Linked DNA regions of Homo sapiens: region 2 is linked to region 1. A link is a loop called in an ENCODE intact Hi-C map of the cell type or tissue named here. Cell type or tissue: GM12878. All regions are shown on one strand. Each heading gives the region's core, and the rest is flanking DNA. Links, peaks and the distances in the headings are about the cores only. Region 1 overlaps ARL14EP-DT (ARL14EP divergent transcript). Region 2 has its middle 20 kb from the start of ARL14EP.

Region 1 (2,926 bases), core at 264-2,763:
CTGGGTTTTGAAGATTTAAGAATGATTTGTTTGATTTTGATGCTATGTTTCCCAAATACATTCACAGGCAATAATTACATTATTAATATTTTAATCTTTTGAAAGTGTTAACATTCTTCTTAACATGTTAATCTCTGAATATTGAGGATGATGTGTGTATCAGGTTGTTGGCTTGTGTACAAATTTTTTTCTACAATGTTTTAGGGTGATTATGTGTAGAAATAACATAGGGTACTGCTTCCTTCAAGGCCTTTATCAAAATCAAATTGGAATTCTATCGTGAAGAAAGGGTGTTAAGGCATTCACTACTGTAATATGTTCTGTATGATATTGTTCAAAACCTTTCTGTGTCCATTGACACAGGTGACAATGCTTTGAGATAGTTTGGCTACAGTTATTGTCACCATTTTCTTACAAAAACCTTAGATACAAAGAAAGTTTATTTATTTTTCAGAGACAGGGTCTCCTCTGTCACCCAAGCTGGAGTGCAGTGGCATGATCACAGCTCGCTGTAGCCTCAAACTCCTGGGCTCAAGTGATCCTCCCACCTCAGTCTCACAAGTAGCTGGGACCACAGGTGCATGCAGCCATGCCTGGCTAATTTTTATATTTTTTGTAAAGAAGAGGCTTGACTATATTGTCTAGGCTGGTCTCAAACTCGTGGGCTCAAGCAATCCTCCCACCTCTCAGCCTCCCAAAGTGCTGGGATTACAGGCATGAGCCACTGCACCTGGCCAATGTTGCTGTTATTATTATCATCATTACTACATTCTAGGCTATATTTGTACTCTTAGAACAATGTTATAAGGGTATTAAGGATAAATTAGTCAAATGTCTTCCTTGTATGAATTTTATATAAACTAGGATCATGAAATATAATTAACTAATTGATGATATTCTAGAAGATAGAGTATTTAGATGCTCCGGAACTGGAATTCAATCAACTGTGAGAATTAAAATATCCAGTCTCCTCAATGTAATAGAGACAAATTCTCTAGTGGAAATGGTTCAGCAAGGATTTATTAAAACTTTTCTATAGGAGAAAAAGGCTCAGAGGATTTCACCATAAGTAGAAAATATGTAGAATCAAACTTAAACCTGAAGGCTTTGATCTTTCCTTTATAAAATTCAGCAGAAGTCCTTTCAAGAAATGTAATCCATTTTAAATATTTACCAAACCTTATTCTCAGCTGAAATGGGTGTCAAATCTCAAATTAGAAAGTCTCCTTTTTGGTTCTGGTCCCTTTGGATTTGGTTGCAGCATTTCCTATTATCTGTACTATAAAGAGAAGAGCCTTAGCACAAAAAGCTTCACTATCAGTGATGGAAATTGACAAATCAGTGAAAGAAAAACAAGGCAGCCAAAGAGGAAGTGGATCTCCTGTGTGTTCTTTAAAGGGGAAAACCACTTTTTTGACTATTAAGAACACAATGAAAGTAAAGCCTTAAGACAATATTTCCACCACAGACACAAGGGATGAATATTAAGCCTCTATTATGAGCCAGATAATACATATATCCTATGAATCTATCTTCACATAACCTTATAACAAAAGAATATTATTTCTCATCAATCTAAAATGCTTCAGAGACTCAGAGAAGTGAGTGGCCTGTGGTCACACAGCTAGTGAAACACAAAAGTGAATTTCAGTCCCAAAACCTGAATCCCCTCAGATACCTCAGGCTGTCCTTTTTCAACTGCTCAACAAAAGTTTACAGAAGTGCATCATTTTAAGCCGATTAGGAAACAGCTGGAGAAACGATAATATATAGATTCTACTCTCTGGGTGTTTATAGCCCCAGAAGACAGAACAGCAAATGTGTTAAGACAGCCGTGAGAAGACTAAAAAAAGGAAGCCACAGAAGAGCAGCCGAAACTCATACCTGCTCGGTCATTACAGGTCTCAAAAGGGATTGCACTTTCAAAGACACATCTGTGACACCATATAGATTTATAAGTATGCAAACTGAGAAAACATCATGAATTAATTTCATTAGCAGAACCCCAGAAATTCCATCCCTAAGCGGCCACCTAGGGTTGATCTCTAGGCATTTTTGAATTTTACTTATTTACTTTTTTGAGATAAAAACATTTTGCCTTTAATAATCTTTAAGGTATCGACTCTATTATTCCCTACACTTATGGTATTATAGTTTTCCACATTAGTTAGCAAGGTTAATTTATTAAAATACAATAAAAATTTATTGCCTACTAAATACATAATATTAATTATAAAACCAGTACCTACAGAGTTACCAACCCAGTATGGATTGCAGAATAAGGATGAGAAGAAGGTAATTGAATGACTACCAACCATGTTTTAAAACACAAAGACAACTTTCTTCTCAGAGATACCTGTTAACCTTCAACATCTCAGTTAAGTTTTAAAGGATACTGTTCTGTTTTGGTTAAAGAAAAGTATAGATTCATACAACTGTATCTTAAGCTTCAGACAAATTAGAATTAACTGCTTTATAATTTCTCCTACATTGGCACACCAGCCAGAATAATGAGGGCTGATGCTATGCTGAAATTAGAGTGAATCTAAAATCATAAGTCACAAAGAGTTTTTACAGTCTATAAATTGTCTCTTTTCCTGTCACGCCTACCCCATATGCAGTCACCATCATAGTAAACTATCATTCACAGTAAACTATCATTTTTCCTACCATGTTCTTTTATCTCAGTCAGGATGATAGGATTTTCAATTCTTCTGTCTTCATCCATCATCAAAACTTTATTGGGCTCCTGCTATGTGCTAGGCAACATACCATGAGCTGGAAATACCGGAAAAAGAATGAAAGGACCCATCTTCTCCCAGATATATACTAACTGTTTACCCCAAGAGCAAATCTCCTTGCTTAAATAGTAGTAGCAAGAGATGAGTAAAGTGGTTAAGCTAGCCTAGGAATGGCAAATAAGATA
Region 2 (2,926 bases), core at 189-2,688, 140 kb after region 1:
GTCATTACAAGCAAACAAACGTTTTATTTTTTAAAGAGTTGCTGGCCAGGCATTGTGGCCCACACCTGTAATCCCAGCACTTTGGGAGGCTGAGGCGGGCAGATCATGAGGTCAGGAGTTCGAGACCAGCCTGGCCAACATAGTGAAACCCCCGTCTCTACTAAAAATGCAAAAATTAGCTGGGCATGGTGGGGCACACCTGTAGTCCCAGCTACTCGGGAGGCTGAGGCATGAGAATAGCTTGAACCCGAGGGGCGGATGTTGTGGTGAGCCGAGATCGCACCACCACACTCCATCCTGGACGCAGAGCAAGACTCTTACCTTAAAAAAAAAAAAAAAAAAAAAAAATGTTACCATAATCTACCTATCCTATCTTAGGTTTTGAAGCCTAAGATACGTTTTATAATAAATAGACTTATTAAAACTAATGTTTGCAAACATTGCTAAACTTAACAAATTGGCTAAGTTTCCCTTTGTTAACAAGCAATCAGTTACGCTGAAGAATTTGAAAAATGCAAATTAAATTGTTTTTTGTTATATTCTGACACCCCAAATTTATTATTTGGTCTTGAAGGTAATTGAAAATTAAATTGGTTATTTTGTCACATAAGATAAAGTAACCAATAGTAGCAGTACTGGTACCATGTAAATGGAGACTACAAGATTCTGGATAAAATACAAATTGAATTTTGGCATTAAGAGAGGTATTCAGGATTGCTTAGTGAATTGTGGTATATTGAGGTTTTTTAAAAATGCTAGCAAGCATCTAGCCATTTATGACTTAGTGAATGAGACTATGCAATGAAAATTTCTGCATAAAATACAGGCCCTACAGTTTGGTGTATGAAAATAAATTTATTATTCCAAAATAGCTCCTGACCTCTCTAAATTGGATGATAGACTTTCCTATAGAAAATGTTGAAAAAGAAACATTTTCTAATTTTTTCAGTAAAAGTTTCCATCTCATCCCCAAAAGCTGTAATTGAAAAAACATGCTTATTTTTTTCCTTGTGTCTTTTAAAGAACTACACATAGATTTTAGGGTCAGTGCTCAACTACAAATTCTTGGCAAACAAAGCCTCACACTGTGTGACATACCGACAACCCATGTTGAGAGGCTCCTTACACCTCTTGATGGGTGGGTGGATGGATGGATGGATGGATGGATGGATGGGTGGATGGGTGGATGGGTGTATGGGTGGATGGATGGATAGATCAATATATCAATTGACAGGCAGGCAGGCAGACACATCCAGTTGGTTCCCTTTCTCTGGAAAACCCTGACTAATACAGTAACCTAATTTGTTTCTATTTCAACTTGGTTCTCAGGTCCTGGCTCTAAAAATCAAATAAATTATAAACTATTAGATTGTTTGCTGTATCTGGCCTTAGATGAGTCAATAAAATATATAGTCAGTCATTTTTTACTCCTTTCTCTTGTTCATATTATCAAGTCCATTTGGTCACTGCTTGGAAAATTCTTGAATCTGCTTTGGGTTTTTGTTTTTATTTTTGTTTCCACGTCAGTTAAAGTCTGGTAGTGTTTTGCATGCCCAGTATCACTTCCCCTTCTGGAATTAGCACTCTGCAGTTGGCCTTTGAGAAACCACCCTTGTAGTCAGCCCATGTGGTTCAGATACAGTTGGCCTTACTTTGTGGTTGTAGGGTGGGTTTATCACAAGTCCTGGCCTTTGAGAATGTAGCATCTCACTAGCCTTAATGAATGTTAGAAGGGTGGATGTATGACTAGCCAGGTCAATCAAAGCCAATCAACTTCAGGCTTACTGAGACTAGAGAAGAAGTGATGCTTTTTTTCAATGAGGGTTGCTAAGTTTACAGGTTTAAGACCAGGCCTACTGGTGGCTAATCTTGGCACTAAGTGAGAATCTGCCTTAGAATGTAAACAACATACGTGAAAGTGGAAGCCAGAGACCAAGATAGATAGAATTTGGGTATCTCGATCCAGTTATGTCTGAAGTCAAACCTGGAATTTTCAGTTATGTGAGTCAATAATTTTGTCTTTTTGCACGATTGACCATTAAGTGAATACAAGGTAATGACTAGATGGAAAGTTAGCTCTACTCATTTGAGGATAAAAGATCAAGGGTAGAATGGCCTGTTTGAAACTCATGCCCTTGGGAACTTTTATCTTCTTTTTTTTTTTTTTTTTTTTTTTTTGAGACAGTCTCGCTCTGTCGCCCAGGCTGGAGTGCAGTGGTGCGATCTCGGCTCACTGCAAGCTCCGCCTCCCGGGTTCACACCATTCTCCTGCCTCAGCCTCCCAAGTAGCTGGGACTACAGGCGCCCAGCACCACGCCCGGCTAATTTTTGTATTTTTAGTAGAGACAGGGTTTCACCGTGTTAACCAGGATGATCTCGATCTCCTGACCTTGTGATCTGCCCACCTCAGCCTCCCATAGTGCTGGGATTATAGGCGTGAGCCACTGCACCCGGCCAGGAACTTTTATATCTTTTAAGGAGAGCAAACAGCTGTGACTTACCCCCACATCTTCAATCCTGCCCTGCAAAATCTTCTCATACCATTCTCATGGACCTTAACCTCCTTTAGACAAATGTAGCATGGCCTATGGTAATTTACCATGAGGGTCTGACATTCTGTAATAACAATAAGGCACTTGTAATTAAGTTACCAATTTAGGGTATTTGTATTGGTGTTACTTGCTTTTAAAGTGCTTAGCATGTTTGAAAATTGGAACTTGGACTTCTCACCCTCCAGAACTGTAAGAATTAAATTTCTGTTGTTCATAAGCTAAACAGAGAATACTTGGATAATTTTCTCTGTCATCCTATGTTTCATAGCTAGAACTCAATCCTAGGTCAAATGAATATAAATTTTTAATAGCTGTATCTGAATTAAATAACTTGTCAGGCAGTTAAAGGCATATCATTGACTTAAATTTGTGGT

The links. Hi-C counts contacts between places; a loop is a spot of excess contacts. Peaks named below come from ENCODE experiments on the same cell type or tissue, not always from the same donor. Only the 100,000 strongest peaks of a DNase experiment are listed, where the experiment ranks them.
Region 2: it touches region 1 in a loop (4-fold over the local background); 3 of 110 quality-filtered maps call a loop at or near these places.

What each region holds. Positions count from the first base shown.
Region 1 is chr11:30,205,063-30,207,988 of GRCh38, forward strand. All of the region lies in intron 1 of ARL14EP-DT (ARL14EP divergent transcript), which reads right to left. Among named protein-coding and RNA genes, the nearest start is that of FSHB, 24 kb to the right of the region's middle. RefSeq lists an enhancer at 1,717-1,796. In GM12878, for the core only: no CTCF peak of the experiment used is centred there; DNase peaks (open chromatin) are centred at 1,419 and 1,799; H3K4me3 peaks cover 503 bases; H3K27ac peaks cover 1,012 bases.
Region 2 is chr11:30,341,255-30,344,180 of GRCh38, forward strand. No RefSeq gene overlaps it. Among named protein-coding and RNA genes, the nearest start is that of ARL14EP, 20 kb to the left of the region's middle. RefSeq lists a silencer at 1,714-1,763. In GM12878, for the core only: no CTCF peak of the experiment used is centred there; a DNase peak (open chromatin) is centred at 1,697; H3K4me3 peaks cover 395 bases; H3K27ac peaks cover 1,871 bases.